Regions from separate parts of the Homo sapiens genome. Here region 2 is linked to region 1. Evidence: chromatin loops called from intact Hi-C (ENCODE). Cell type or tissue: PC-9. All regions are shown on one strand. Each heading gives the region's core, and the rest is flanking DNA. Links, peaks and the distances in the headings are about the cores only. Region 1 holds the start of LOC105374711 (a long non-coding RNA gene). Region 2 has its middle 18 kb from the start of MTMR12.

Region 1 (16,388 bases), core at 5,123-13,122:
GGTCCACAGGGTGTTTTCTCAGGGGGCGGCTTCTCAGGAAGGGACTATGAACCGAGGGGATTTCCTTCTGTCAGTCAACGGCGCCTCACTGGCTGGCTTAGCCCACGGGAATGTCCTGAAGGTTCTGCACCAGGCACAGCTGCACAAAGATGCCCTCGTGGTCATCAAGAAAGGGATGGATCAGCCCAGGCCCTCTGCCCGGCAGGAGCCTCCCACAGCCAATGGGAAGGGTTTGCTGTCCAGAAAGACCATCCCCCTGGAGCCTGGCATTGGTAAGATGATCATTTCAACAACCAGCAGGCTGTGAGCTACTGCAGAAAGAGGAGATTCTGGTTGAACATGAAGGAAAATAACAGCTAACTAACTTCTAGATCTGAAAAATTAAATGTAGCGAAGTCTAGTGTGTTTGGATGCTGCTTACAAAAGCAGTGTTACAAATAAATTAGAAAAAAATTAGAAAATTAGAAAAATCCCCCCAGTAGTTCAAGCTGTACTGTGGAAGATTTAAAATGACTGCAGAACAGTTTCCCTAAGTGTCCTAAGAAGGAATCTCTTACATTCACAGCCTCTTGTTAGGACTGGTAAGGAAAACAGGAAACTACGTGACGGGGCGAGCAGTGTTGAAGGAGAAATTCCAGAACTAAGATTTATCCTTGGGAAACAGCAAGGTTGTATTCTTTCCTGGTTTAGAAGAAAAGAAGGAAATGAGGGGGCAAGAGTATTTTGTGTCTGAAAACAGAAATTGCAGCCTTAGTCAACCAAGAAGAACTCACTGGAAGAGGTTTAGAAACAGATTTTCTACGTTCCGTCCATATTCAGAGCCTCAGAACCACGTGCAGCGTCTGTTTCTGCAGTGCGAGCTGTTTAATGCCCTGTTAAGTACTGCAGATGTCTGGAGTGCCGTGCATCTTGGCATTCAGGGGTGACGTCTTTTTTTATTCGAGAGGGCAAAGCAGAGGGTATGGGTTAGGCAGTGCCTTCTGGGAGGGGCCTTTTGTTCCTTCTCCACATCTCTCCCTGATAAGGGTAGCTGGATTCCTTTCTACAACTTGGCTTCCTTGTGGCCTGAGCTGTTTGTAGTCCTTGCTGAAAATGGCTCCGATTCCATTTAACAAATGAGAAACACTTCTTGTCCAGATGCCTCCATGGTCCCCAGTCTTCCTTCTGTGTCATTTCACTTTCCCTCTTCCAGAGGGCTGAGGCCCTCCTCAATACAGGGAAACACCTTGGTCATCAGATCTTGTCATGCTTGCCTTTGCCCCAAAACTGTCTCGACCACTTGGTGGACTTTCAGTGGGATCCTTGTAAACTGTCAAAGGAAACCACTTCATCCTCACAGCTGCCAGTTTTTAAGCCTCGTGAACTCAGATCTGGATGGTCCTTCTGTCATTTATAATCAATCACTCAGTATTCCTGCAGCAACTTCAGGGCCTCTGGTCTTGAAGCAGACCCTGCAGAGCAATCAATCAAACGCTGAGCGCCTGGAGGGCTTAACCTCGCTCAGTTTCCTGTTCTTCAGTCTCCCTAACCCAGGTCTACCCGGTCCTATGCAGTTATATTCCTTACCATACACTGACAGCGTCCAGCTGGGGGCCCGGTGCAGTAAGCTGCACAGTAGAGATGCTGGGACGCTTTTAAATTCCTGATGCCCAGGAAATTCCCAGCTTAATTAAATCAGAAATGCCGCAGTGGGGGCCAGACACCGTTTCACGTTCCCAGGTGACTCCAGTATGCAGCCAGACTCGAGCCACTGCAATAGACCCATTTTCCTGTTGAAAAATCATGCTCCCCCCAGTGTTAGTAAATGTCCTTCAGACCCTGTGGAGTGGCCTTCTTTAAACCACGACAATGGACTGGCCTTTATGTCCAAAGGAGACAATGCTAGCTTGGCTTCAGCCCTAGTGAACAGTGAACAGAGGAAGCAGGCAGTTTAATCCATCCGTGGTCCTTCCTCTGCCTCCCAATTAACTAAGTGTGCCTTTGCAGTCAACTCTGACGTCCTTGGCTGGTAGGCAGGCAAGGGAGGGAAGTACAAGGCAAGTTTACAATCCTGATTCAAACCAGCCCACTATCCCGAAACCAGCACACAGAGCCGGCATCACCATGGAAACACATTTCCTCACAGTGGAGCAAGATGCCAGTAGAGGCAGCGAGTGTGTTTGTGAAGACAGCCATAGCCAGGGGCAGGGTTTCCCTTTGCAGGAGCAGGAGTGGCAGGAGCGGGGAGGCAGGAAGCTCTCTGGGTTCCTGGGGGCTTTGGAGTCCATTCTAACAGTCTCACATGAGACTGGGCATTTTGGTGCTGCCAAGTCTTGGTACCAGAGGATGATCTGCTGCTGCCATTAGCAGCCAGGGTTGGCAGAAAATCAAATTTGGAGTCCCCAAGTGTGACTTCAGTCCTCACTGAGAAGTGCACAGCCGGTGTGGGGGGCTTAACAAGAGCACTTTGCTTTCTGGGGATTTCTGCTTGGGCATAAAAGCATTTGCCAATGCTTGCAGAAAACACAGAACAAAGGATGCAAGTACAGCAGCAACACAGCCAGGAGGGCAGCCCCAGAATTGGGAGGCCAACAGTGCTACTGGGCTCAAGTGCTGTTATAAGTAAGTAAGTGCCCCAGGGTAGATGGGACTTGAGTGTGCCAGAAGTACATGGGGCTGGAGGCGATGCATCCTGGGGGACTTGGACATGTGGCATGATGAACAACCCTGTCATTTTCATCTTGGTGCACGCTGCGGCTGCAGGGAGAAGTGTGGCTGTACACGATGCTCTGTGTGTTGAAGTGCTGAAGACCTCGGCTGGGCTGGGACTGAGTCTGGATGGGGGAAAATCATCGGTGACGGGAGATGGGCCCTTGGTCATTAAAAGAGTGTACAAAGGTAATGTTCTAGACAACTCAGTCAGCCTTCTCTCACCTGTCATTTTTCCATGGATGTCTCAATGAAAAAAATGCCTTCCATTTAGAAATCAAAAAACCTAAACTGTTTTTAATGCTTTGTGACATACAAGGTTTATTCTGTATGGACATGTATTAACTCATGCCATCCACGTGGCAACTCTATTGGGTGGGTGTCATCATTATCCCTATTTTACAAAAGGAGAAACTGAGGCACGTAGGGTCACACAGCTGTAAGTGGCAGAACCAGGCTCCAGCCCAGGCAGTCTGGCCCCAGAGCATCTGTCCCTGACCCCTGTACTGCAGCAGTTCCTTACTCCGGGCCCCTCTCTCTGATGTGAACACACCACACTAAGTAACATCACTAGACTTGCCAGTCAGGAGTACTTAATACTGGCCAAGATCTCATTGACTTAAAATACTACACTTGTAAATGCTAGACTGCAAGAAAGGAATACAGTCCAAGCATAGCCTTTGTGGGAAAAAAAAGATGGGGGATAGATATTATTGAAATGCTTGGTAAATATCCATCTCTTTATCAACTTGCATAATTCATTTTTTGGTCTTGGGCGGTTTTTCAAAATCTTATATTAACTCATAATTGTACTAATAATATTAACAGTATAATTGTATGAACAATATTGATATGTAATTATACTTGCAAATAGATCAGAAACCCATTTAAAGTTACAGTATGTAACAGAGTAAGTAGGTCAGCAAATAACAAGGTCAATTCTTCTTAGCTAAGGATTGTTGTTTCTTTAAATGACCATCTAGTTAATGACCTTGAGATATTTCTACAATTGCATAGTAATCCCAAAACCTCTCTCCACTCTTGACCTATAGTGTTAATAGGAAAAAATACTTTTAAAAATGTATAGTTACACTTAAAAAAAAACCCCTCTATGGATCAAAAGTGGAAATGAAGCCTCTGTGGTAAGCAGCGCTGCATCCTTGGGGCCCAGAGGAAGCGGAGGATGACAGAGAAATGTGCACTGCAGGCTGGGGCCCACCCAGGAGCAGGGGCGCTGCAGACTCAGTGCCCACCCAGGAGCAGGGGCTCAGCACCCCTGTGGGCAGCCAGAGCGAAGCATCTCGTGATGCAGAGGCCTGGGACCTGCTCTTTTGCCAGTAAACTGTGGTCACAACAGGTCTGCGTTACTCGAGTGGCAGCCAGGATAGGCTGCCTGCTCCCAACGCCCGGAGCAAGCAGAAGACAGGCATAAATCAGGAGTCAGGTCTCTGTTATGTGTGAACCTATGGTACCAGGGTGAAGAGAAAACCTCAGACTCATCAAGTTAACTGTTCAAGTTGACAGAGCAGCAGAAGGAGGAGAACTAGGCTCAGGCAAGCATGTGGCAACTCGACTATAAGAGCCCTCACAACAGAAAGCTCTCAGACGAAGGGTACAGGGCAACATCCATTGCCAGCAGACCCGAAAAACAGGACACCCCATTCATGACAGAGGCAGGAATGTTACCCATGAAACAGGACCGAAGAGGGTATTCAGAAGGAGCAAGCAAATATGTAAAAAAAACAAAATGCAAGCTGGGTGTGGTAGCGCATGCCTGTAGTCTCAGCTCCTTGCACTGCTTGAGCCCCAGGAGTTCAATACCAGCCTCAACAGCAGAGCAAGACCCTGCTTCTTTAAAAGTAAAAACTAAATGCACATACACCCTCATTAGTGAAAATGGAGTTAAATGTATTTTTAAATTAATGAGTAAAAGTAAAAAATAGACTAAATCCATGTGAAGATAGATAGAATTTGTAAAAACAGAACAGAAGAAACCATTAAAAAATGCAGTATAGGGAAATAAAGAGATGACTACAAAAAGGTAATGAAAGAGTTCCAGAAGGAAAAAACAGAATGAGAGGAAATATTTGCAGAAATCATGACTAAGAATTTTCCAGAAGTGAAAAAATGACAGGACTATGCAGACTGAAAAACTCATCAAGGGGCAAAACAATCTGAATGTATTTATTTAAAACAAACAAACAAACAAAAAACAAGCCTTGTTAGGCAGAGTGGTGCACACCTGTGATCCCAGCTACTTAGGAGGCTGAGGCAGAAGGATCGCTTCAGCCCTGGACTTGGAGGCTGCAGTGAGCAGGACTGCACCATTGCACTCCAGCCTGGATGACAGAGTAGGACCCTGTCTCCAAAAAAAATAAAATTCAAACCTTGATATAATAAAGTTTCAGAATATAAAGAAGAAAATCTAGAAAGCCAAGAGAAAATTCTAGTTTGCTCACTGCATACAACAATCAGAGTGGCGGCATCAATGCCTGAAGCCAGCAACACCTTCAGAGGACTGAGGGAAAATGTCCATCACCTGAAAACCCAGCACCCAGCTAACCTGTCATTCAATAGGGTAGCTAAAATGGAGGTATTTTAAGACACTCCTGAGGGGAGCGGGAGTGGCCGCCTTCGTGGTTGGTCACAGGACACGTAGCCTCTGCAGTCCAAAGGGACACAACCCAAAAAAGCGTGTGAGCCTGCGAACCGAAGGACCAGGGCAGACGCTGACTAAAGCAGCACATCGGCTGGGGAAGCCAGGCTTCGGGACCCCACACTAGAAGAAGCCACAGGAGAGATGACATCCTTCAGATCTGCCTCCAGCAAAGCAAGAATATGACGTCCTGGACAACTTCTCAGCCTTTGTCTCTAGCATCTGGCCACAAATCTGTGAAAACTGCTATGGAAATGGATAGAGAAGAAGAAAATTGTCAGTCCCACAGACTAGCGCTTTAGATGCTCTCGTGTGCAAGCCTGTGGTTTTGTTCTTGGGGAAAGCCATTCAAGTATTTCTGAGTATGATACGGCAGATCCCACCTTTGGAAACTAGTGAGACTAAAGATGTCATTATCTGGCCGGGCATGGTGGCTCATGCTTGTAATCCCGGCACTTTGGGAGGCTAAGGCAGGCGAATCACTTGAGGTCAGGATTCACCTTATCTCGTATTTCATATTTACAAATTTCATGAGTACAGGTTTTCTGTTCATTTTGTTTTCCTGTGTCTTTAAGCTCAAGCATTAGAAAACAATATAGCAAGACTGATTTCTTTGAGTAAGGTTATTACAGAACAAGCATTTGAATAATAAAGAATTTTTTTTTTTTTAACAGGGTCTAGCTCTGTCACCCAGGCTGGAGTGCAGTGTCACAATCTCTGCTCACTGCAATCTCTGCCTCCCAGGTTCAAGTGAATCTGGTGTCTCAGCCTCCTAAGCAGCCCAAGGTGGGTGGACCACCTGAGGTCAGGAGTTAGAGACCAGCCTGGCCAACATGGTGAAACCCCGTCTCTACTAAAAATATGTTAGCTGGGCATTGTGGTGCATGCCTGTAATCCCAGCTACTCAGGAGGCTGAGGCAGGAGAGTCACTTGAACCCAGGAGGCGGAGGTTGCAGTGAGCCAGGACCACACCACTGCACTCCAGCCTGGGGTCAGAGAAGGCTCCATCTAAAAAAAAAAAAAAAAAAAAAAAAAAAAAACATATAAAATGTTCATTATATGGCAAAATTTATAAGCAAATTCAAAAGTAAGTGATTAGAAGATATTTACAATATATTTAATAAACAAAGGGTTGATATCCAGAATAGGCAGGGTACCGTGGCTCACACCTGTAATCCCAGCACTTTGGAGACCAAGGTGGGCAGATCACTTGAGCCCAGGAGTTCAAGACCGGTCTGGGCCACATGACGAGACTCCACCTCTACAAAAAATACAGAAATTACTCGGGTGTGGCGGCACGCACCTATAGTCCCAGCTACTCAGGAGCTGAGGTGGGAGAATCATTTGAGCCCAGGAGGTCGAGGCTGTGGTGAGCCATGGTTGTGCCACAGCACTCCAGCCTGGGTGACAGAGGGAGACCTTGTCTCAAAAAAAAACAATCAATCAATCAATCAATCAATCCAGAATATATGAAGAACTATATAATTCAGTAAGAAAAATACAAGAGAGAAAGTTTGGGTAAAGAAAGCAATAGCAAATGGACAGAAGTTAAAACCTAGGTGGCCAAGAAACACAGGAAGATGCTCAAACTTAAATGTATTGGATGAAAATTAGAAATATTATAAATCATTCTTTTAATCTATCAAGTTGGCCAAAAATAAAAAATCTCATACTATGATGTGTTGGCAAGGATGTGGAGAAAGGAAAACACATTTTTTTTCTCGTGCAAGTATCTACTGGTTAATCTTTAAGGAAAATTTTAGCAGTGCTTACGAAAATGGAAGCTATGAAACAATTTAAATTTCTATCTGTAGCAGAATAAAATATATTCATCTAAAGGAAAGCTAAATAGCAGTTGAAAAAATAAATTACACCTCTCTCTATATACTAACTGGGACCGGCTCAAAAACAGTGTTGAATGAAAAAAAGCCAAATGCAGATTGTGCACTGTGTGACACCAATTCATGGTAAGCATAAGGAACCTAAGAATGTGTTCAACAAAAGCTATGCAAGACCTTTTTGGGAAAAAGCATAAAAGCTTTCTAAAGGACAATTTTAAAAAATCTATGAGTAAATGGAGAGAGAGACATATCCTGCTCAAATCTGTTAAGATTCAGTTTGGCCTCATGTAATAGGAAATCCAAAATAGCAGTGGTTTAAACGAGAGAATTTATTTCTCTCTTGTGTAAAAAGTCCAAAAGCTGGCAAACCTCTGCTTTGTACAACACTGAATGTTTCCTAAAGGAGCAGTCCCCAAGCTTTTTGGCACCAGGGACTGGTTTTGTGGAAGACAATTTTTCCATGGTGAGGGTTTGGGTGGGGGATGGTTTCAGGATGATTCAGGTGCATTACATTTATTGTATACTTTATTTCTGTTATTACATTTTAATATATAATGAAATAATTATACAACTCACCATCACGTAGAATCTGTGGGAGCCCTGAGCTTGTTTTCTTGCAACCAGGCATCCCATCTGGGGGTGATGGGAGACAATGACAGATCATCAGGCATTAGATTCTCATAAGGAACATGCAACCTAGATCCCTCGCATATGCAGTTCACAATAGGGTTCACACTCACGTGAGAATCTAATGCTGCTGCTGATCTGACAGGAGGCAGAGCTCAGGTGGTAGTGTGAGTGACGGTGAGAGGCTGTGAACAGAGGAAGCTTTGCTCACTCACCCACTGCTCACCTGCTGTGCAGCCCTCCTGCCACCAGTCTGTGGCCCAAGGGTTGAGGACCCCTGTCCTAGAAGACTTTCCTCTACTTCATCTCATTCAGTCCTTCTAACAACCTAGTAAGATAACAAGACAGATATCATCATCACCATTTTGCAGATGAGAAAACTGGAGTTTGGAGAAATCTGTAACTTGCCTGAAGTCACAGATTTGAGACCAAACCCAGTCTGATTGCTCCTTCAGTGTGCGTCAGGCTGTTCTGGTTGCCTGGAACCTCCCATGTCCTGAAGCCCAGGTGAACACTCACAAAATTCTTTTGTTTCACATAACCTGAAGGCCTTCGGTTAATATGCTAGAATAGGACATTGGGTACTAAGTTAACACAAATATAATTGGTTCTTTGGTCCTTCCAAAAATGTATCTATCTCAAGAAAAGCAAGGACTAGGGACCAAATCATTTTCCTGGGGCCCACTACAGGGCTGATATTGGTGAGGTCTCTCTTCTAATGTAACTAACTGCCTCTATCATTTACCACAGAAAATGTTTTTGTCCTTGTGTGGGCTGGATTTCTTCCAAGCTGTATTTTTATCACATAATATTTATTTCAATAATTTCAATAACGACTTTCAGTAATTTAGGATGAAATCGATACATCTGCTCAGTCTTTTGAGGTCTAATCAAAATTTCTGAGAAAATTTTTTTCACACTTGGGACTTTTTCTTTCAATGCCATTTTTTTTCCATAAGATGCCTCCATAGCTGGTGTACCTTTAGAAGTATATGTGTGAGAACGTAAATGGAGGGTTTACACTTGCATTTTTTTCAAAGCTCATACAAAGCTAGACAAAGCTATAATGTGAACATGCTAAACTCTGTAAGTAAGTAGTCCCCATGGTCACTAATGAGCACATAATCACTGATTCTCAGAACTTGCATATATCAGCCAGAATCTGTTAACAATTAGAAGCTGACAGCCTGGGCAACATGGCAAGACCCCATCTCTACCAAAAATATAAAAAAAAAAGCTGTGCATGGTGGTGTATGCCTGTGGTAGCAGCTACTCTGAAGGCTGAGGTGAGAGGATCGCTTGAGCCCAGTGAGGCGGAGGCTGCAGCGAGCCAAAACTGTACCACTGCACTCCAGCCTGGGTGACAGTGTGAGGCCGTCTCAACAACAACAAAAAAAGTTGAACCTGCTTTTCTGTGTTTACTGGCTGTTTGGAGTTCAGCTGTTGATTTCCTTACCCCAACTTTATTTTGTGTTATTCTTGTTGACTTGTAGCTCTTTAGTCTGGATGTTAACCATTTGTTGATTAAATACATAGAGAGTATCTTCCCCTTGTCAGTTTATTTTTATCTTACAGATTATGTTTGGAGGGGCGGCAGGAGGGCTAGAGTTGCACTGTTTTCTGTAGACCAGTTTACTTTTATGGATATATGCTTTTTGTGTTCTAAGAAATATTTCTCTATTCAATAATATATTATTTAGATATTTTTATCACTTAAAAGTTTTTAGTTTACTTAGGATTTTTGAATACTATGAAACTGCCAAGCTATTAATTATTCTGTGTTTATTCTCGTAGGTGGTGCGGCTGAACAAGCTGGAATAATAGAAGCTGGAGATGAAATTCTTGCTATTAATGGGAAACCTCTGGTTGGGCTCATGCACTTTGATGCCTGGAATATTATGAAGTCTGTCCCAGAAGGACCTGTGCAGTTATTAATTAGAAAGCATAGGAATTCTTCATGAATTTTAACAAGAATCATTTTCTCAGTTCTCTTCTTTCTTTAGCAAATCAGAGTGACTTCTTTAAACCACAGGTTGTTGAAATGGCCAACACTGGTACAGACACGGACTATAAAAATCTCCAAGCTTGTGCTTACACATGAAGCCTGACTTAACTGTATGTGCAACAGCAATGAAATTAACTCCAGAAGCCTTCCACCTGCGTCACCCAGGCCGGGAGGGTTCCTTCGTTCCAGTGCCTGTCCCCTACCTTTATGTTATGTTTACTGATGGGGATACAAGATGTGACACACCCTTCTTTATTTGAAACAAACAAACATTTAGCTAGACCTTTGCTTCCTTCTTGCCAGCTCTCCCAACATACCCAATCCTGGTGATCAGGGAACTAAAAGTCTGAGGGGGACACAAATGTCACACCTAAGAGGACAATCAATCATTTTGTATGATTTTGTAAGTAAATGACAGAATGCTTTTAGGCACATTCAATGGAAGGAGGAGATGTAGGTCTGTATATGTTACCCTGAAAAGAGAATAAGACTTACTTAAAAAAATGAATTATGACCTGTTAGGCTGAGCTCAGGAATTGTCCAAAAAGGAAAAAGCAAAATAATTAATTGAGAGTATTTTTTAGTGAGTGTAATGTATAATGTACGTATGCAAAGTTCAACTCAATAGGTTATTGATCACCATGAAGTATTGATCATTTTCTATCTCAAAAGTGTAAGCCATAAGGCTGTTTTACAGAATAGCACTTCTGATAAGCTGTATTAAATAGCCATGAGCTTCACTGCTTAGAGGGAGCAGAAAGGTCAACATCTAAAAGCACCTTACAACTAGTTTTTGAACCTGTCTTGATAAGTGCTTGAATTCAAGACTGGTCAGTCCAAGAGCAGACAAAAATATCACAAGTCAGTCAGTCACTGGGTTTCCATTTCTGAATTTTATGCACTCCAACCATGAATTTAAACTAAATTTTTAGAAATCAAGTATCTTTCTAAGTGTCCTTGGATTTATAGACAATGTATGTACAATCCAAATAGAGGAGCTTAATGGAATCCTTTTAGGAGACTGGTTGGTTTTTTTCCCTCTTTCCCAACATGTTTAAGAAATGTAACATTCTAAGTATTGGATCTCTTTTCTTGACCTAGTATAATGACAACTGCAGTGACTTAAGTTTTTGCTGTTTTCGTTTTCCCGCTTTGCAATTTCCTCCTTTTGCCAAAAATGTTTTCCTACAGAAGACTGTCGTGACTCACGCTACTTGGGAAACTCACTCTGGCCACTCCTCCTCTGGTGGCATGAGCTGCTTCCCAGTAGCTATTCCGATTGGATATTCCGTTCGTCGTCACATAGCTGGCTTTTCTCTCCTCATGATGTACCTTATTTTCTTAGGTAAATAATTCCAAACTCTCATCGGGTCATAAAGAGGAGGAGAAACAGGGTGAGTCAAGGTAAAGGAGCAGAAATGTAGTTACAAGCCAGGTCGTCTTCAGTGGCACAAACCAACCCGTTGAGCCCTGACAACATGAGTGGAGAGTGCATTTGCCATACCTGTGTGCATGACACTAAGATTTTATGTTGGAGATACTTCTTTAAATAACCTACAGCTTGGGTCTATGGCTGTGACCCCCAGATTCATGGAGGGGCTTTAGCCATCAGCTTTGTACATCATCATTTTTCTGAATGACCAATCCCACTAAACATCTTTGAAGTCGGCCTAGAGAGGTCCTTCAGATGAGAGAGAAATAGCTGGCTTGTCTGAGTCCAGATTTCTCATCAACTGGCAATACAAAGGAAAATATGGTACAGGAGTTAGTTAGAAAGGTCTTATTGATTTTACTTCTACTTTTCACTACAGTTACAGGTAGAATACTGTAGGAAGTCAGTGCAAGGTGCATGCTTGATTGATAGATATTGATTGATTGTTTTTCAGTCTCTGGGGTCAGTTTTGTGGTTTCTGCTTTCTTGCCTAAATCAAAGACTATTTCAAGTCAACAACACTGAAAACTGCTTTTCGCCTCCACTCTTACAGCTGTGCCTAATAATAATTAATTAATAAACGCACAGCCCTATGTGAACAGACAGGAATTTCTTGTGCAATGTGGAGCAAATGGAATGGTCTCCTTCCGCAAGTCTTTTTAATCCTCATATCTGGAGTACAAGGGTAGACCTCTGGCTTACCACATACACTATGCTAAAGTCATCAGCCACTGCTACTACATCTTGCCAGAAGGTTTCCCTCGCCAACAAACAGTTGAAATTTAAGGGAAGAAGCAAAAGCTAAACTGTCTTTGACCCTAAGATAGATAGAAAGCTATTTATTTGTCTTCAGTGTTCAAGGCATGACTAGTATTTCTAATTAGCCTAATAAATTCCCACACTTTCTGAAGTGAACACTAATGGTATTGTCCTACTAAAACTGTCATTGTTTCTTTTTTTTTAACTGGTCAGTCATTCACAATAAGCTATGAGGGTAAATAAATATGTGTTATAACAAGTAAACCGTAGTTGCAAGAATATACCATGAAGATTAAAGTAGGCTGGGTTTCATTTCCATCTTCCCACACATCTCATTGAATTTGATGGTTGACTTAATTGGCACCATAACTTTGTATGATATTATACATTAACCTTTATTTATGTAAAGTAAAATGCCTTATATATTAAAGAGTAAGTGCAATAATATGAAATAGCCTGTACATTTTAAAAATGTTGTCACCAAGTTATATAAATCCACATCTCTGTAAACAACCTTTTTTAAGTAATTTTAAAAAAAATAAACACTCTGCTTACTACTTGATTTTTTTTTTCTCTTTTGGCTGTTTGTTTGTTAATAATAGAGTAATATTGAGATGAGAAATGTTTATTGTCACCTAAATGCATCAGAGGTACAAAGGCAATAGAACTCAAATTAGCCACCCTTTTCCAGGCCACACTCACAATCTTGACACAATCCAAAACTTTTCCACCTCTAAATCTTTCTTACAATTGAACATCCTACTCTTTTACCACACGCTCCCAGCCTCCTGGTCACTTCCTCCCACGTCTTCACTTTCAAAAAGCCCTTGACAGTTTTCTCCCTATCAGAACTCCACCCTTCCATTCCCTTCTCAGACCAGAACCCTAGCGTAGCACAGCAAACTCTGCCCAGCCCACAGGCTTAGATCCCTTGCCCCACTGTTGTGTCTTACCAGGCGATTCTGGACCCTTCCAAATAGCCAGCATCTTGGTTCCTATAACCGTATTCCTAGAGGAAAATCCCACAACTAGACAGAACGCTGCTGCTGTAAATTCACAGTTTCCAGCCTTAACTGGACCCTCGCTGCCACTCAGCACTTGTTTCCTTGTCAGTTTTTCCTCTCATTTTTCACAATAATGTTCTTTTTCTCAAAAACCCTACCCATTCACCTTCCCCCTCCTACTTGGATGATCTGGGATCCTACCTCACAGAGCTCAATAAAAAGCATCTACTTGGCCAGGCGTGGCGGCCCATGCCTGTAATCCCAGCACTTTTTGGGAGGCTGAGACAGGCGGATCACGAGGTCAGGAGATTGAGACCACCCTGGCTAACACGGTGAAACCCCGTCTCTACTAAAAATACAAAAAAAAAAAAAAAAAAAAAAATTAGCCGGGCGTCATGGCGGGCACCTGTAGTCCCAGCTACTTGGGAGGCTGAGGCAGGAGAATGGCGTGAACCCTGGAGGCGGAGCTTGCAGTGAGCAGAGATCGTGCCACTGCACTCCAGCCTAGGCGACACAGCGAGACTCCATCTCAAAAAAAAAGCATCTACTTTATTTAGGTGCCCTGGTTTTAAGATGGAGATACCAACCTACAGTAACGCAAGGAAAAAGGCAAGATGGCCTCTTGCAGGAATCTCAGAACAGGACCCAGCATGTGACCTGGCCTCAGACGGGAGGAACTCTGCTTCACCTAGCACCCTCCCCACTTCAGGTCTGTTTCTGCTGGTCACAGCATCCTAATCCCCAGTCCTTACCGGTTCTTTACCTAGAAATCTCCTGTGAAAGCCATTTGTCATCATTTTGGCCCCATTCAATACCACAGAGTTTCTCTGGACGTAACAAGCTGTTGCCTGCCTGATTTTCTATATACTTCCCAAAATTGAAATTCTGATTGGTTCCCTGCCCCTACTTGGGTAGAGCTTTTTCCTAGGAGACAGAGTGCTTGTTTGCATAATTCCCCTCCTCGAAACCCAATGAAATGAACAAATACAGAGGGAAACTCTGGTAGTTTTAAAATGGAAATAGCCACAAACCCATTATATGAAATGGAAAACTACATACCATGTGTAAGATGTAAAACCAGGCTGGGCACGGTGGCTCACTCCTGTAATCCCAGTAGTTTGGGAGGCCAAGGCAGGAGGATCACTTGAGGTCAGGGGTGGCAGGCCAGATTTGAGGGGAGCCCCCACCAAACAGGAACCTGCAGTTAACTGATTCAGTAAGAGATTAGCTGCCCCAGCTCGCCCTCACCCCATAAATGCCATGGCCACCATCACTCCACACAGCCTCCTGATCCCTTCAAAACAGCTGGGTATCTCAAAGATTAAAATCAGCTAGTCCCCAACTTCCTTCTCTTGTCCTAAGAGACGATTTGAACAATGCTTAAACACAGAGAGCTATAAAGGATCCACCACTGATCAATCTTGGGCAAATGGCAGGCTTAGTAGAATTCACTTATCCCCACTGAACAATCAAATTCAGCAAGGGTCCTACTTACGAATTCAGAACAGGTGAAGAGAAGGGAGGAGAATACAAGGAGTGAAATACAATTATGCAAAAGGCAGATAAAAATATAATTTGGAGGCCGGACGCGGTGGCTCACGCCTGTAATCCCAGCACTTTGGGAGGCCGAGGCGGGTGGATCACGAGGTCAAGAGATCGAGACCATCCTGGCCAACATGGTGAAACCCGTCTCTACTAAAAATACAAAAATTAGCTGGGCATGGTGGCACGTGCCTGTAGTCCCAGCTACTCAGGAGGCTGAGGCAGGAAAATCACTTGAACCTGGGAGGCGGAGCTTGCAGTGAGCTGAGATCACGCCACTGCACTCCAGACTGGTGACAGAGCAAGACTCTGTCTCAAAAAAAAAAAAAAAAGAAGTAAATATATAATTTGGAAGATGACTCGGGAAAATTCTAAATATAAACTGTTTTGTACTCTCAATGTACTTAAGTAAACGTGGCTTCTAAGCAGCACAAGTTCAAAAGAGCAGTAAGAAAACTTAATGAGATTAATACAGATCTGGTAGAAGTAAAACTAAAACAATCACCTTACCAAACCAAAGCCACATTAGAAGCAACAAGTCAAATAAAATTGTAGACATCTAAGTGACATTGAAGATGAACTTGAAAAATCCTGATTAAATGTTAGCCAATAGAATTCTGCAGTACATTAAAGAAAATATGCACAATTGATGTTAATTCCAGGAATATGTGAACACTTTGAAATTAAGAATCTATAGATGTAGTATGTTACATTAACAGGACAAAAGAGAAAAAGAATCTTCATGAAAGATGTCCAGAGGCCAGGTGCAGTGGCTCACACCTGTAACCCCAGCACTTTGAGAGGCCGAGGCGGGTGGATCACCTGAGGTCAGGAGTTTGAGACCAGCCTGGCCAACATGGTGAAACCCCCATCTCTACTAAAAATACAAAAATCAGCAGGGCGTGGTGGCATGCGCCTGTAATCCCAGCTAATCGGGAGGCTGAGGCAGGAGAATCGCTTGAACCCGAGAAGTGGAGGTTGCAGTGAGCCGAAATCGTGCCACTGCATTCCAGCCTGGGTGATGAGCGAAGCTCTGTCTGAATGAATGGATGATGTCAACAGACACTAAAGCCTACATCATGCTCTAATGGAGGAACTCCAGAAACATTCCCATTCGTCAGGAATACACATGCACAGGATGCTCAAAAGTATGATTGTTGAAAAGCAATGTTCTGGAGGTATAAGCCAATATAACTAGGTAACATTTTATTTTATTTTTTGTAGAGACAGGGCCTCTCTATGTTGCTGGTCTTGAACTCCTCTCAGGTGATCTTCCCACCTCAGCCTCCCAAAGTGCTGGGATTACAGGTGTGAGCCACTGTACCAGGCCCAATTATGTAAAATTCTTAAAAACAGCTATAAATAACAAAAGCAAAAGTATTATGATTTGCACATGACAAAACTTGGGTACATATAAACACAAAAGTTCCAATTGAAAAACTATTAAAATAGTAAAATTCAGTATGGTGGCCACAAAAATTAACATTCACCAAAACAACAGCTTTTTTCTTTTTTTCTTTTGAGACGGAGTCTCGCTCTGTCGCCCAGGCTGGAGTGCAGTGGCGCCATCTCGGCTCACTGCAAGCTCTGCCTCCCAGGTTCACACCATTCTCCTGCCTCAGCCTCCTGAGTAGCTGGGACTACAAGTGCCTGCCACCACGCCCTACTAATTTTTTGTATTTTTAGTAGAGACAGGGTTTCACCATGTTAGCCAGGATGGTCTCAATCTCCCGACCTCGTGATACAACTGCCTTGGCCTCCCAGAGTGCTGGGATTACAGGAGTGAGCCAACGTGCCCGGCCAGCTTTTTTTTTTTTTTTTTGAGATGGACTCT
Region 2 (16,388 bases), core at 3,007-11,006, 220 kb after region 1:
TCTGGCCAATGTGGTGAAACCCCGACTTTACTAAAAATACAAAAAAAAATTTAGCCGGGCATGGTGGCCGGCGCCTGTAGTCCCAGCTGTTCGGGATGCTGAGGCAGGAGAATAGCTTGAACCCGGGAGGCGGAGGTTGCAGTGAGCCGAGATCACGCCACTGCACTCCAGCCTGGACCACTGAGCGAGACTCTTGTCTCAAAAAAAGAAAGAAAAAAAAAAGGCGCTGGATATGAGAGGAACACACCAGCGGAAGACATAGGCGGCTGGACGCTGAGAGGAACGCATTGGCGTAAGAGCACGCCGACAGACACCGGCAAGCCAGCAAGCCATCAACCAGCAGAATGAGGCGGAGTTTGGCAGAGGCGGTCAGAGGAGAGGCCAGGCCACTGAGTGGCTGACTCCAGGGAAAACCACCTTTCCACTCCATCCCCTTCTGGGTCCCCCATCTTCTGAGAGCTATTTCCACTCAATAAAACCTTGCGCTCATTCTCCAAGCCTACGTGTGATCTGATTCTTCTGGTACACCAAGGCAAGAAACCCCAGGATACAGAAAGCCCTCTGTCTTCGCGGTAAGGCAGAGGGTCTAATTGAGCTGACTACACAAGCCACTTATGGATGGCTAAACTAAAGGAGCTCCCTGTAACACATGCCCACTAGGGCTTCAGGAGCTGTAAGCATTCAGCCCTAGGCACTGTCGTGGGGTCGGAGCCCCACAGCCTGCCCATCTGCATGCTCCCCCTAGGGGTTTGAGCAGTGGGGCACCAAAGAGACAGCCACACCCCCATCGCACGCCCTTCGAGGGAGACAAGGGAACTTTCCCATTTCACTTCCAGAATCAGTTTTGATGCAGTGATGAAAACCCACGCTTTTTTTTTCTTTTTTCTTTTTCTTTTTCTCCTTCTTTTTTTTTTATTTGAGAGGGAGTCTTGCTCTGTCGCCCAGGCTGGAGTGTGGCAGCGCGATCTCAATCTCCGCTAACTACTACCGCTGCTTCCCGGGTTTAAGCCATTCCCCTGCCTCAGCCTCCTGAGTAGCCGAGATTACAGGCATGCGCCACCACGCCCCCCTAATTTTTGTATTTTTAGTAGAGACGAGGTTTCACTACATTGTCCAGGCTGGTCTTGAACTCCTGACTTCAAGTGTTCCACCTGCTTCAGCCTTCCAAGGTGCTGGGATTACAGGCATGAGCCACCGCGCCTGGCTCCCACACTTTCTTTACAGAGCAGAAAGGGGGCCAGGCGCGGTGGCTCACGCCTGTAATCCCAGCACTTTGGGAGGCCGACGCAGGCGGATCACGACATCAGGAGATCGAGACCATCCTGGCTAACACGATGAAACCCTGTCTCTACTAAAAATACCAAAAATTAGCCGGGCTTGGTGGCGGGCGCCTGTAGTCCCAGCTACTCGGGAGGCTGAGGCAGGAGAATGGCGTGAACCCGGGAAGCGGAGCTTGCAGTGAGCCGAGATCGTGCCACTGCCCTCCAGCCTGGGCGACAGAGTAAGACTCCGTCTCACAAAAAAAAAGAAAGAAAGAAAAACAGAAATGGAATGAGTACAGAGGACAAACTGAGATCTGCTTCCATCTTGCTTTTTATTTATTTATTTATATTTTTTTCCATCTTGCTTTTAAGGTTCTCCAGCTATCAGCATATTTTTACTTGGTCTTTAGGGTGTGGGGTCAAATCTCCTTGGGAGAGTCTCCCAACTGATTGACAAATTCCTGTATGCTGAGGTCAAATAATTTTCCATCTATTCATAAACACGGATGGAAGCCCCTGGACTTTGAAATATTTTACTTTACAGAAAATACTTCATGAACATTTCTTTCTCTTAATGCTTCCCTAAGCTTTCTTGGAGAATTATAAATAGGAACAAATCTTAGCTCACGTAGAAATGTATGCCAGACCAAAGGCAGCTCCATTTCTTCCCACAGACAACTGAAACTGACAGGCAGCAGCACACTCCCAGCTGTGGCGAGGAGCATTTTACTGTGGCAGATGGTTGAAGCATAGCCAGTTGCATTTCCTCCTCTTGGGAGTCACTTGAAGCAGCCTATTTGTGTGTCTTACTCATATGTATCTAACAGGTGCTTAGCACATAGCAGGAATTTAATAAATATTTTCACCTGAGTGAGTGAAATGGCATTCATTAGATGAAACGCAGAGAGGCCAGTGACTGACTCAGCACAGAAGCAAGAATTAAAACTCTAGGTAGGTGTGATGGCTCACACCTGTAATCCCAGCACTTTGGGAGACTGAGGCGGATGGATCACCTGAGGTCAGGAGTTCAAGACCAGCCTGACCAATATGGAGAAACCCTGTCTCTACTAAAAATACAAAAATTAGCCAGGCGTGGTAGCTCATGCCTGTAATCCCAGCTAGTCGGGAGGCTGAGACAGGAGAATCACTTGAATTTGGGAGGTGGAGGTTGTGGTGAGCCGAGATTGTGCCATTGCACTCCAGCCTGGGCAACAAGAGCGAAACTCCATCTCAAAAAAAAAAAAAAAAAAAAAAAAACCAGAAACCAAAACTCTAGCACCCTGGTTAGACCTGCAGTTTTCTTTTCTTTTAATTTTTATAGAGAGAGGGTTTCAGCATGTTGGCCAGGCTAGTCTCAAACTCCTAGGCTCAAGCAATCTGTTGGCCTTGGCTTCCCAAAGTGTTGAGATCACAGGCGTGAGCCACTGCACCGGGCCTCCTGCCTGCACTTTTAAGTGGATACAAACTAGGACCTGTTTTTATGTATATATAATTTGTATATATATTCAAGGACTAAAATGCCTCTTGCCAAAATTCACCTTTAGCAAATGGTCTGGTGTCTGCAGACTTCTCTCTTCTTTCACTGGAACTAGAAAATTTCTTAGCCTCTTACTGCAACAAAGGGTCTTTCAGCCCTCCTGTGAAGATGGTGAGGAGCAGACCTGGATGAAAAAGCATTTGGATTGTTCTTAATCTTGTGGTGTCATAATATGAGGGCCTGCTGGGAAGACTTTGTGGTGATTTATTGATTTTTGTTTGTTTGCTTTCATTTTTTTGCTGTTTCAAAAAATACACAACCTAAGCTGGTCGCATGGTGGGAGACTTGAGGAGCCTACTCTTTGTGATCTGTATTCTGCCTTCTTCAAAGCACAAGTTAATGACCTGGTTGGTTTATTCATCAAGTAGGGGTTACCAGTGGTCACTGTGACTCACCTCTTAGCCTCTCCTAATAAGACTGGAAGTTCTCAAGAGCAGGGATGGTCTCCTTTATCACGAGCACCTAACCAACCACTGACACTACAATATTAAGTGAGTCCTCAGTGAGGACTGCAGAAATGAGGACTCTCATCCATTAGGGTGTGAGTGTCAACTGATGGGACAAGAGGAAAGGTAATTTTGCAATGTACATCAAAAATTGTCTCACGGCCTGGTGCAGTGGCTCATGCCTGTAATACCAGCAATTCAGGAGGCCAAGGTTGAGGGGAACACTTGAGGTCAGGAGTTTGAGACCAGCCTGGACAACATAAAAATTAGCCAGGTATGATGGTGTGTGCCTGTAATCCCAGGTACTTGGAAGGCTGAGGCAGGAGAATTGCTTGAACCCAGGAGGCTGAGGTTGTAGTGAGCTGAGATTGGGCCACTGCACTCCAGCCTGGGTGACAGAGCAAGACTCTGTCTCCAAAATAAATAAATAAATAAACCATCTCAGGGCTTTGACTTCTAAAAGTTTAGCCTACAGATATACATGTGTAAAGGTTGTAAAGTTTCATGGTTGGAGGCAGATATTCTGGACTCAGACTGCCTAGGTTCAAGTCCTGCCTCCACCAGTTACTAAATATGTGACCCTTAATGATGCATTTATCTTCTTGGACCTCAATTTTCTCACCTATAAAAGTGGTTGTGAGGATGATAATGGGAACTACCTCACAGGATTGAATGAGTTAATAAATATAACGTGTTTAGAGTGTTGACATATATTATATGAAAGCCAAGATACAGTGAGTGATTAAAGCAAGGGGCAGAGCAGTATGCATCTGTAAAAACGGGTGGATTATAGACTACATGTATCTCTTTTTTTCTTTTTCTTTTTCTTTTTTTTTTTTGAGACAGAGTCTAACTCTGTTGCCCAGGCTGGAGTGCAATGGCACGATCTTGGCTCACTGCAAACTCCACCTCCCGGGTTCAAATGATTCTCCTGTTTCAGCTTCTGAGTAGCTGGAATTACAGGCACATGCCGCCATGCCCAGCTAATTTTTGTATTTTTCAGTAGAGACAGGGTTTCACCATGTTGGCCAGGCTGGTCTTGAACTCCCAACCTCAGGTGATCCTCCCCCCTCGGCCTCCCACAGTGGTACCTATCTCTTTATATTTGCATAGAACGTCTTTGGATATATACAAAGGGAACTATAACATTCATTGCTTTTAGAAAGGGAAATTGGGGCCAGGCGTGGTGGCTTACACCTGTAATCCCAGCACTTTGGGAGACCGAGGTGGGCAGATCACGAGGTCAGGAGATTGAGACCACCCCAGCTAACACAGTGAAACCCCGTCTCACTACAAATACAAAAAATTAGCCAGGCGTGGTGGCGGGCGCCTGTAGTCCCAGCTACTCGGGAGGCTGAGGCAGGAGAATGGTATGAACCCAGGAGGCAGAGCTTGCAATGAGCCGAGATCGCGCCACTGCACTCCAGCCTGGGTGACAGAGTGAGACTCCATCTCAAAAAAAAAAAAAAAAAAGAAAAGAAAGGGAAACTGGGCCAGCCACGGCGGCTCATGCCTGTAGTCCCAACACTTTGGGAGGCTGAGGTGGGTGGATCGCTTGAGCTCAGAAGTTCAAGACTAGTCTGGGCAACATTGTGAAACCCTATCTCTACAAAAAATACAAAAATTAGCCTGGCGTGGTGGCACATGCCTGTAGTCCTAGCTACTTGGGAGGCTGGGGCAGGAGGATTGCTTGAGCCCAGGAGGTGGAGGTTGCAATGAACTTAGATCACACTACTGCACTCCAGCCTGGGTGACGGAGTAGGCCTCTCTCTCAAAACAAACAAACAAACAAACAAACAAACAAACAAACAAACAAAAGGAAACTGGGTGTTTGGAGAAATTATTGGAAAAAAAATGCCCTTTTTAAACTTTTGGATTTTGAGCCATGAGAATTATTTCCTAGCCCCAACAGTAAATAAATTAATTTTTTTTGCTGTCTCAGTGTAGCTTTTTTTAACTGAGGTGAAAGTTGTATAAGATAATATTAGCCATTTTATAGTAGGAATTAAAATAATCTAAATTTTAACATTAAAACATGAGCCTTTACCAAGAACTTTACCATTTTCTGTTTCTGCCTGTCTTGGCGTGGGTCGCCAAGTCATCCCATCCAAATGTCTACTCTCAGTGCTACCAGCTCTTTTAATATCTTCCTTAGAGACTGTTGGAAGTGGTCTAGAGTTAGACTCTTTCTGAATTCTTTTTTTTTTTTGGAGACAGAGCCTTGCTCTGTTGCCCAGGTTAGAGTGCAGTGGCGTGTTCTCGGCTCACTGCAACCTCCGCCTCCCAGGTTTAAGCGATCCTCCCACCTCAGCCTCCCAGGTAGCTGGGATTACAGATGTGTACCACCATACCTGGCTAATTTTTGTATTTTTAGTAGACACAGGGTTTCGCCATGTTGGCCAGGCTGGTCTCGAACTCCTGGCCTCAAGCTATCCACCCGCCACAGCCTCCCAAAGTGCTGGGATTACAGGCATGAGCCACCACGCCCTGCCCTCTTTCTGAATTCTTTTTTTTTTTTTTTTTTTTTTTTTTGAGATGGAGTCTTGTTCTGTCACCCAGGCTGGAGTGCAGTGGCGTGATCTCGGCTCACTGCAACCTCTGCCTCCCTGGTTCAAGCGATTCTCCTGCCTCAGCCTCCCGAGTAGCTGGGATTACAGGCACTCGCCATCATGCCTGACTAATTTTTGTATTTTTGTAGAGATGGGGTTTTACCATTTTGGCTAGGCTGATCTTGAACTCCTGACCTCAGGTGATCCGCCTGGCTCGGCCTCCCAAAGTGCTGGGATTACAGGCCTGAGCCACCATGCCCGGCCTCTTTCTGAATTCTTAAGCATCTAGAATCTGTTTGCTATCTTAGTCTGTCCACGTGAATATGTCTCGGATTGACTGGTATAGGTCCGTGTCTTTTCTTCTTGAGAGCTACTGCGAGCTCCTCACGGTCAAAGTCCCCTCCTGCGCTCCCCAATATGCCCTGTTCCCAAAGTGCCGTCCTCAGTGCTTTGAGTAGATCAGCAGATGGACAGAAAAGCCTTCAGGACTTGACTGAACCATGGGAGCCGCGGGGACGAGGACACTGTGCCCTCTACAGGACGATTTCAAAAGTGGTGGCAAGAAAGGTATTCTCAGCACAGACTGGGAAATTCTCCCACGTAGCTGCACAGCATAAAGGAAAATGACAAAGGAGGCTGGGCCTGGTCCTTCCCTGCCCTCTGTCACCAGGCCTCCTCTGGGCACACTTACTGGGCCCACAACCACATCAGGCATGGAGTGGAAACTCGGCTTGAGCTGCAGGCCACCTGGGCGCTATAGAACTGTAACTCCCAGGGCTGGGAGAAAACTCATTTTGAAGGTGGGGTCACAGGGCCCAGAGAAGTAAAACAACTCGCCCAGGATCACAGTGCTGGTCAGTGCCACCCTGACACTTACTCCGACCATGTAACTTCTGAACCTTGATTCTAAGCCAAGTGGTCTGATGTAGGCAACTGAATGTGGTTATTTCTGAGCTTTTTCTTTGTCAATCCAGGCCTTATGAGCCAGTCACAGTTCATTTCCAGCTCCTCTCTCTGTTTTCCTCCCTCTCCCCTTTGGGCTGAATTGAAGGCTCTAGGAGTGCGCAGAGCCTCTATTTGGGATGGGATGGGTGGGGTTGCCCATCTCCCTGACTTGGGTCCCAGGGCTGGGCTTGTCCATTCCTTGGCAGGGAAGGTGCTTGGCTTGGAGGGTGCTAACTCAGGCCTGCCATCACTCCTTCCTGCTCCCGTGCAGCTCGCTGCTTCCTCAGAGATGCAGCTAAGTCCTTTCTCACCCTTTGGCTGGCTTATGCCATGTCCTTGAACCGGTGTGCTCATTTCCTCTGCTGGGCGGCCTCCCAGTTGCACCTTGGCTCTCTCTCCTAATTACTTGCTGTGTCTCACTTGAGGGCCGTGGAAAACTTGGGAGACATAGAGACAAGCTCTGCAGCACCTGGAAAGACCATGGCTCCATTTCAACCACTCCATACCATGCGTATGCATGTGTGTGTGTGTGTGCATGCAAGTATGTGTGTGCGTGCGTGTGTGGCAGGGTCGAGGGAGTTGGTCAGGAGGTCCATCAGCTACAAAACTCTCAGACAGAGGTGCAGGACTCAGGCCCCTTCTTCTCTCATATCCCCCAAATGACAGGCAAACTGTGGGGAGGTGATAAGTGGAATGACACTACCTCCTTCTCCCTGCGCTCTTTCCAGACCTGTCTCTCTCCTGGCTCAGAGCCCTCATGGTGCGTGTATGTGTATGTGTGCCTGGTCATGTTGGGAGGGAAGAGAGTTGGGATGTAGGAGAGGGAAGTAGCAGCTAGAAAAACCTGTTGTGCTCCCCATTTAAATTTCTCTTGACTCATTCCAGGATAATAGAGGTCAAGTTCAGGCATCTGACTTAGGGATGATCTCCATCCAGGAGGGAGGAATGAAGAAGCTTGTTGATGTCTCAAATTATTAAGATTGACACAATTAAATGCTTTACATGTCATTCAATCAAACAAAGGCTGCGCATCACAAATAAAAATAATGTGTTCTTCTGGATTTTATCTGAGATCAAAGCATGAAGTTTAGATCTGAGAATTTCTGGCTGGGCTGAGCTGATCAGGGAAGGGTGAGAACAACCAGGCTGTCTGTTCTTCAAGTTGAAGGAAGATGACACTGAGACAATCTTCTCTTCCTTCCAAATTTTGTTCAGGGCTGAATAGGGTTTGAAAACCTGGAAGAAGAATGAGAAGACGCCTCTTTTCCGCAGAGGAGGGCTGCTGGTGTTTGGAGCCTAATGATCTTAGAAAGAAGGAAGCTGTTGCTGACTTAGGGGTTGGGAGAACCTTCTCAAATAAAAACAGGCCAGGCGTGCCTCCCTGCTGGGATACTGGATCTTTGCTTAAAGTGCAGTTAGACCTGTTTTGGGCTTGGCTAACCGTTCCTACTCACTGAAGAGCTGAAGGGCTTATTGTTCAGGTGGCTGTAAAAGAACCCGGAGGTTGTGAAAGGCCCACTGTTTAATATTTGTAAAGGTCATCTGCCTCAAGGTTAAAATGTAATCAAACAATTTTTTTAAAAATCCTTTTTGTCCAAAGGTAAAAAAGAGAACATAAGGAATAGAAATTGTTAAGCTGCAAAGAAACATCTCTGTATTTTATAGACTAACTTTTCTGCTTGGGCGTTGTTCATGATCAGCCATTTCCCTGTCCCCCTACCTCCCTCCAGAACACTGGAGTCTATTCACCATTCATTCACCTGGCCTCTGGAACGGGTTCTGAGAGCAGCCAAGTACAGCACCAAACAAGGCAACCTCAGACACTGCAAATATCTTACACACGTTTAAGTTGTCTGAAAAGAAGTTTTATGGCTTAGCTGAACTGGGAGCCAGAAAGGGGGCGGGGAGCGGGAGGAGTCCATTTATTTTCTCACCTCATGTGAGACGACATCAACTGAAAAGAAAATGACAAGAGAAACTCAGTTTGGAACAACGTAGGGGCAGAGAAGTAATCCATTCATTTTTAGAAAGCTCTGTTCTCCTTTTTTACTGGTCTCTTCATGTCACCAAGACAACACCTTTCCCCATCCCAGAGGAAAGACTCTGTCACACTCGGTCAGAGAAGAAGCATCTCACAAAGGTCTGTGAGGCTGAACTCAGAAAAAAAGCAGGACATGCATATATGTGGGGAGGTGAGAGCAAGGACTTTGCTCTGGAGGTTACTGTTGGTTATAACACAGGGAGAAGTCAAAGACAAGACAAGAAGGACGGGTTGGAGCCACAGTTGATGGGGCTTTGAATACCATGCTAAAAAGTTTGCAATTTATCCTTAAGCATGTTGCAATTTATCCTTAGGATAAGTTTTACGCCTTTTAAATTTAAAGTTTATGTTATATTTTATTTTGAGACAATGTCTCACTATGTTGCCCAGGCTGGTCTTGAACTCCTGGCCTCAAGCCATCCTTCTGCCTCAACCTTCCGAATGGCTGGGACTTACAGGCATGCACTACTGTGCCCAGCTTACAGCTTTAAAAAAAAGAGAATTATTAAGTCATCATTATTTAAGAATTATTAATTAATTCACTATTAAGTAGGAAAAATAATTACAGAAATCCTAGAAACTAGATATTAGCAATTTTAATCAAATAGAAATCAAAATCCCAAAGAAAACAAGCCATAATCATACTACACAGGGTAAACACAAGAACATTTTGGGGAAGAGTGGTCTATATGTATATTCATGTCTATTCAAACAAAAAAGAATAATGATTTACACCTGTTTTTTTGTTTGGTTGTTTGTTTGTTTGTTTTGAGATGGAGTCTGGCTCTGTCATCCAGGCTGGAGTGCAGTGGTGCGAGCTTGGCTCACTGCAACCTCTGCCTCCCAGGTTCAAGCAATTCTCCTGCCTCAGCCTCCCGAGTAGCTGGGATTACAAGTGTGTGCCACCACGCCCGGCTAATTTTTTTATTTTTAATAGAGACGGGGTTTCGCCATGTTGGCCAGTCTGATCTTAAACTCCTGACCTCAAGCGATCCACCCACCTCGGCCTCCCAAAGTGTTGGGATTACAGGCGCGAGCCACCGCGCCCAGCCTACACCTGGTTTTATGACCTGATTTTTTTTCATCAAACATTATAAAGTAGATTTCTTCATGTGTTATTCGCCTACATAGTTATTTCGTCTTTTCCTGACCTAACATTCCTGAGGAGTTGACACATCTCATGAGTAACAGGGATTGAAAAAGGAATGATATTTAAAAATGAGGCACTCCCCTTTAATTAATTAATTAATTAATATATATACAGGGCCTCACTCTGTCATCCAGGCTGGAGTTTAGTGGTACAATCATGGCTCACTGCAGCCCCGACTTCTCGGGCTCAAGGGATCCTCACACCTCAGTCCCCCAGTAACCAGGACTATATGTTCATAAACCCATGCCCAGATAACTTTTAAAATTTTTGAAGAGATGACATCTCACTGTGCCCCCAGGCTGGTCTCAAACTCCTGGGCTCAAGCGATCCTCCTGCCTTAGTCTCCCAAAGTGCTGGGATTACAGGTGTGAGCCACCACACCCAGCCAGCACTCTCCTTTTGACTTACTGGTCTATATATTAATTTAGATGATTGGGCTGTATTTCATTAAAGTCCTTATGGGACAATTTCAATTGTTTTTAATGTTGCACACTTGCCAATAATGCTTCAGTATATATATATATATATATACACACACACATGAATTTATAATTCTGTACACTTTTAAAAGAAAAACTTCAGCAGAATTAAATTTAAAAGAGTTTAATTGAGCAAAAAACAATTTGCGAATTGGACAGCTCCCAGAATTACAGTGGATTCAGAGAGATTCCAGCACAGCCAAATGGTGGAAAAAGATTTATAGACAATAAAAGGGAAATGATGCACAGAAATGGACAGTGAAGTATAGAAACAGCTGGACTGGGCTGGGCACGGTGGCTCACGCCTGTAATCCCAGCACTTTGGGAGGCCGAGGCGGGCGGATCACAAGGTCAGGAGATCGAGACCATCCTGGCTAACACGGTGAAACCCCGTCTCTACTAAAAAATACAAAAAATTAGTGGGGTGTGGTGGCGGGCACCTGGAGTCCCAGCTACTTGGGAGGCTGAGGCAGGAGAATGGCATGAACCCGGAAGACGGAGCTTGCAGTGAACGGAGATCGCGCCACTGCACTCCGGCCTGGGTGACAGAGCGAGACTCCGCCTCAAAAAAAAAAAAAAAAACCAAAACCAAACAAACAAAAAAACAGCTGGAATGGTTACAGGTTGGCGTTTGTCCTATTTGAACACAGTCTGAACATGCAGCAGTCTATGAGTGGTTGAAGTATGGCCACTGGGATTGGCCAAGACTCAGCTATTGTTATAAGCGCTCATGCTCCTGAATTAGGTTTTCAATCTTGTCTATTAAGCTAGGTTACAGTACATCTGCAAGGACTCAAATATAGAAGAATGGAGTCCTTCTCGGGCCATATTTAGTTTGCTTTAACAATTCCCTCCTTTTGGTCATTTTCTCAATTTTAAAAGATTGACTAAAACTTTAGTCATTGATGTCACTATCACCATCATAAATGTATTTATTTGATTTTGAAACCCACTGGGAAACAGAACAGTGAGTTTTGCAAAGGTAGGAGCAAGGACTGAGTAGAGGGTATCTACCTATGTTGGAAGGTCCCATTTTTAGAAGAAAAACAAAACCTGGTGTGTTCTGGTTTAGTGTTTATGTGTTTCCTTAAAATTTTAGTTTGATTATGTCACGTTTAGCATGAGTGACTCCACTTTTGTTTAGTTTGGTCTGTTTGGGGTCTAGTATATGAGTTCAGTCCAAAACAATGGCCTCCCATAATTTTGTTTAAAAATTCCCCCTTTTTGGTCAGGTTCTCACTTAGGTGAGCGTGTGACCACAATTTAGGGCCTTAGCGTCACTCTCAGTTACTACCATTTTGCATTTCTGATCTCAGTATGTCATTCATAGGTTATAGTGTCCTCATGGCCGTATACTTCTTTCAGTTTTTGTCATTCCAGTTGAAGAGAGACAATTTGACATTTTAGAGATGGCTGTATGTAAACATTTAAAGCCTCTGAGAGAATACAGTGTACCAGGGAGACTATTATTATGACTATTGGGAGGATAATACCAAGAGTTTGGAGTATGTTCTTTATTCAGGGTCTCTATAAATGAAACCAGCTAAAATCAAATAGATCGAAGAATGAGTTACATGAAGAGTCTACTCGCTTAAGTGGTCTTTTCATTAATTCCCTACAACTGAATTTTGATAATTTACATTTGATGTATTTCTCTATAGGCCACAAGTGCCAGTAGCTGTACAGATACTTTTCTGTTTAGTCAATTCTACAATTTAGCATAATTTTTACGAGAGAGTTTAAAGTCTGTTGGGTAACTATAGTCTTTACAGTAGAACTCGTTATAGAGCCTATCATAAGGGATAGATTTCTAATCATTGTTTCTTTTATTCCAAACCGTGGGAAAAGAACCTAACAAATGATGTATTTTTAGGAGAGTGAAGGCCTCTTGGCAATGTTATCTTTAACCGATGATGTGGATTAAGAGGAATGAATCAATGTTCTGTTTCTGACTGATTATGAGGCAACGTATGTACCATTAAAGTTTTTCACCTACCTTGGGTCTTTATCTTTTATCTGTCAAGGTATAAGGTTATCTGTGTATAAGGCTGGCTGTAAAATCATTTACAAATAAATGTATATCCCATAAGTGTGCATAACATCCCCTTTTCATCTCTATTGTTTATAGAGGCATAAATAAGGAAAAAGTATTCAAAGATAAGAGTCTCATGATAGTGGAAGTCTTGATCTGTGATCTTGGGAAAAGTTGTTCACATCAAGGATTTCATCTTTTTCTGGGGATAAATTTCCCTGGTTAGTTTTACCTTCAGGGTTCTAATGGGTGTACAGTTCCAAGAGTGTGGAGGGACTCTTCTCAGTTGTAAGATTATAAACTCAAAGTTCAAGGTCTTGAAGTTTTGTTGCAGTGTGGATGGTGTCAATGAAAAGAGTCTAACTCTGTAAAATATTTGAGAAGATTTATTCTGAGCCAAATATGAGTGACCATGGCCTGTGCACAGCCCTCAGGAGGTCCTGAGAACATGTACCCAAGGTGGTCGGGGAGCAGCTTGGTTTCATACATTTTAGGGAGGCATAGAGACATCAGTTAAATACATTTAAGAAATACATTGGTTTGATCCAGAAAGGTGGGACAACTCAAAGCGGGGGGCTTCCAGGCTATAGGTAAATTTAAACATTTTCTGGTTAACAACTGGTCGAGTTTGTCTAAAGACCTAGGATCAATAGAAAATAAACGTTCAGGTTAAGATAAAAGATTGTGAAGACCAAGGTTCTTTTGAAGTCTTATAGTGGCTGCCCTTAGAGACAATAGATGACAAGTGTTGCCTATTCAGATCTTTAAAAGGTGCTAGACTTTCAGTTAATCTCTTTAGGATTGGGAGAGCCTGGAAGAAAAAAATCTAGCTATATTAATAGAGATTCTTTACAGATGCAAATTTTCCCCCACAAAGGACAGCTTTTCAGGGCCATTTCAAGATATGGCAAAGAAACATGTTTTGGGGTACAATATTTTGATTTTCTTCTTTGTCTTGTAATGCCAGAGTCAGGTTGGAAAGTAAGTCATGAATATAGGGTTAAATAAAACCCATCTGATGAGAATTTATGGTTTGTAGGGCATGACTCCTCAGACCCCTTGGATAAGAATTTGGGCAAGATAAAAAAATTAGAGCTTAGTCTTCAATGGCAAGTAGGGTCTTTCTTGCAATCTTTGGGTTCTAGATTGTGAAGGAGTTGATTGTCCTCAGTGAATCATAAAAAGTTTTCTTTACCTGGTGAAAATATACTGTGGCATAATAATTTAGTGTTATAACATCAGTCCTCTTGTATGGGAAAGGTTTTATATAATCAGAAAACATGTATTGAAAATGATGATTTAATGAAATCTCTTTATAAACGTTTAAATGACCCATCAGGTAGTTGAGTGTACCTGAAGCTTTGACTGTCTTCACAGGAATATGCGTTTGACAAACCAAACATTGGTTATAAACTATTTTAGCAATTTATAAGTTACCACACCAATATATTTAATTTGGATTATTTAATCTTTTCCATGATGAGTCATGGAATGCATAACTTTTAGTAACAAAAGTTTTAAGAACTCAGGAAAGACAAGGTGGGCTTCTTGGTTCTCCATAAGTCCATGTTTAATTAATATTAGACTTAGGTCTTCTTGAATACCAGTTGTTTTTCTAAATTAGGTGCATAGTACTGATAACTGATGGATTATCATGGGTAATTTGACTTAGACCATGGAGTTTATTGAATTGTATATTTAAGTGATTTCAGTATCAGTTGATTTACCATGAAAATCTGGTAAAGTATTTTCTTGGTATTCAATTAATTTTTGTCTATTTAGGTTAGTAGTTTTATAAACCAGTCAGTCTTTTCATCAAACCGGGAATTCTTCCCCAGTTTAAATGATATGATTCTAAAGTTATTAGAAACCTGTACTTAAGAGTGTTTTTAGGGTCCTTTTTATCTTTTCTTGAATCTCCTAAAAGACACCATATTCTGGGATTTTGTGTGTTTGTAAAGTTTTCAGAAACTGCATCAGTATTAAGCAATTAACTGTGGAAATGACTTTAGATAGTTATAGTTAAAGACACAATTGAGGCCGGGTGTGGTGGCTCAAACCTGTAATCCCAGCACTTTGGGAGGCCGAGGCGGGCGGATCACGAGGTCAGGAGATCGAGACCATCCTGGCTAACACGGTGAAACCCTATCTCTACTAAAAAATACAAAAAATTAGCTGGGTGTGGTGGCAGGCACCTGTAGTCCCAGCTACTCAGGAGGCTGAGGCAGGAGAATGGCATGAACCCAGGAGGCGGAGCTTGCAGTGAGCCAAGATCGCGCCACTGCACACCAGCCTGGGCGACAGAGCGAGACTCCGTCTTAAAAAAAAGAAAAAAAAAAAAGACACAATTGACAAGGAAATTTGGTTATTTCTGTGGTCTATGATGACTTAACATAATAACTAATTATGATTGATAGCATATACTCAGACACATTAGAATTTTAGAAATCCCATACAATTTTGGAACATATGTTAATATTGTTCATTAAAACATAACCTGAAGAAGGTTAAACATTATTTTTATTTTGACAATGTTTCCCATGTAACTTCGTAGGTTAAATAATCCTGTTTACCTTTCTTTTGGATGTCTTGGGGCCCTCTGTAGTATCCCAAAGTTAGAGGTTAGATAAGACAATTTTGAAGCTGCAATTTGATTTGAGGGAGTCTGTTAAAGATGTTAAAGGTTTAAAACACTTTATATTATGCTTAACCAGTTTGACCATGAGGTGAGATTTTTATAAACCTTTTATAACCCTTTACAATGTTTGTGAAAGATTTTTTTGAGATGGAGTTTTGCTTTTGTTGCCCAGGCTGGAGTGCAATGGTGCAATCTGGGCTCACTACAACCTCCGCCTCCCAGGTTCAAGAGATTCTTCTGCCTCAGCCTCCCGAGTAGCTGGGATTACAGGCATGTGCCACTGTGCCCAGCTAATTTTGTATTTTTAGTAGAGATGGGGTTTCTCCACATTGGTCAGGCTGGTCTCGAACTCCCAGCCTCAGGTGATCTGCCTGTCTTGGCCTCCCAAAGTGCTGGGATTACAGGCATGAGCCATTGCACCCAGCTGAGTAAATCAGGTTTTTAAGAAAACCCTGTTGTGTTTTTTTTTCGATGTTCAATTTATGGAAAACCAAATAATAACCCTTTAAATTTAGCCAGTATGTTCACACACACATTTTTTTTTTGAGACAGAGTCTTGCTCTGTTGCCCAGGCTGGAGTGCAGTGGCGTGATCGCAGCTCACTGCAAGCTCTGCCTCCCGGATTCATGCCATTCTTCTGCCTCAGCCACCTGAGTAGCTGGGACTACTGGCAGCTACCACTATGCTCAGCTAATTTTTTGTATTTTTAGTAGAGATGGGGTTTCACCATGTTAGCCAGGATGATCTCAATCTCCTGACCTCGTGATCCACCCACCTCCGCCTCCCAAACTGCTGGGATTACAGGCGTGAGCCACCGCGCCTGGCTGCACACAGAATTTTTTTTACAAGATTAATTTTTCCACAATTTGCTTCAACTTTTAGATTTATGTTATCTAATTTAAAAATCTTTTCATCCTTTAAATCAGGCAAAAATTTACATTCTCATGCCTTTTTATAATCTTTTATGAAAAACATATTTTACTTTCCTCTCACACCTTGTGCATGAACCTATTTCTCCAGTCTCAATTACATGTTTTATTGGTAACTCTTAACAACTTTTACTTTTGGTGGACAAATTTCCTTTCATGAATCCTTTCACGACTTACACAGACCATCTATGACATGTTTGGACTTTGACTTGTCCTGAACATCTCTGTTTTTAAATAACCAGTTATTTTATTTTAGGACAATAATTTACTATACAAGGTCTTTCTTATATAAAATCTCTTTTCTTTATAACCTTCTTCGTATAGTTAGGGAGCACTGTTAATTCCACATGTTTGCAGGCCTTATGTAGAATCTAACACTC

What was found. Hi-C counts contacts between places; a loop is a spot of excess contacts. Peaks named below come from ENCODE experiments on the same cell type or tissue, not always from the same donor. Only the 100,000 strongest peaks of a DNase experiment are listed, where the experiment ranks them.
Region 2: it touches region 1 in a loop (2.5-fold over the local background); 10 of 110 quality-filtered maps call a loop at or near these places.

What each region holds. Positions count from the first base shown.
Region 1 is chr5:32,098,363-32,114,750 of GRCh38, forward strand. PDZD2 (PDZ domain containing 2) reads left to right here. Exons shown (of 25, transcript NM_178140.4): 23 at 2-272; 24 at 2,743-2,877; 25 at 9,607-12,570. The coding sequence ends at 9,773. It overlaps LOC105374711 (a long non-coding RNA gene), which reads right to left and starts at 9,829. Exons shown (of 4, transcript XR_007058716.1): 1 at 7,926-9,829; 2 at 7,762-7,818; 3 at 1-5,590. RefSeq lists an enhancer at 1-541. In PC-9, for the core only: no CTCF peak of the experiment used is centred there; no DNase peak of the experiment used is centred there.
Region 2 is chr5:32,323,222-32,339,609 of GRCh38, forward strand. No RefSeq gene overlaps it. Among named protein-coding and RNA genes, the nearest start is that of MTMR12, 18 kb to the left of the region's middle. In PC-9, for the core only: CTCF peaks have their summits at 6,333 (motif pointing left) and 6,534; DNase peaks (open chromatin) are centred at 3,210, 6,310 and 8,150.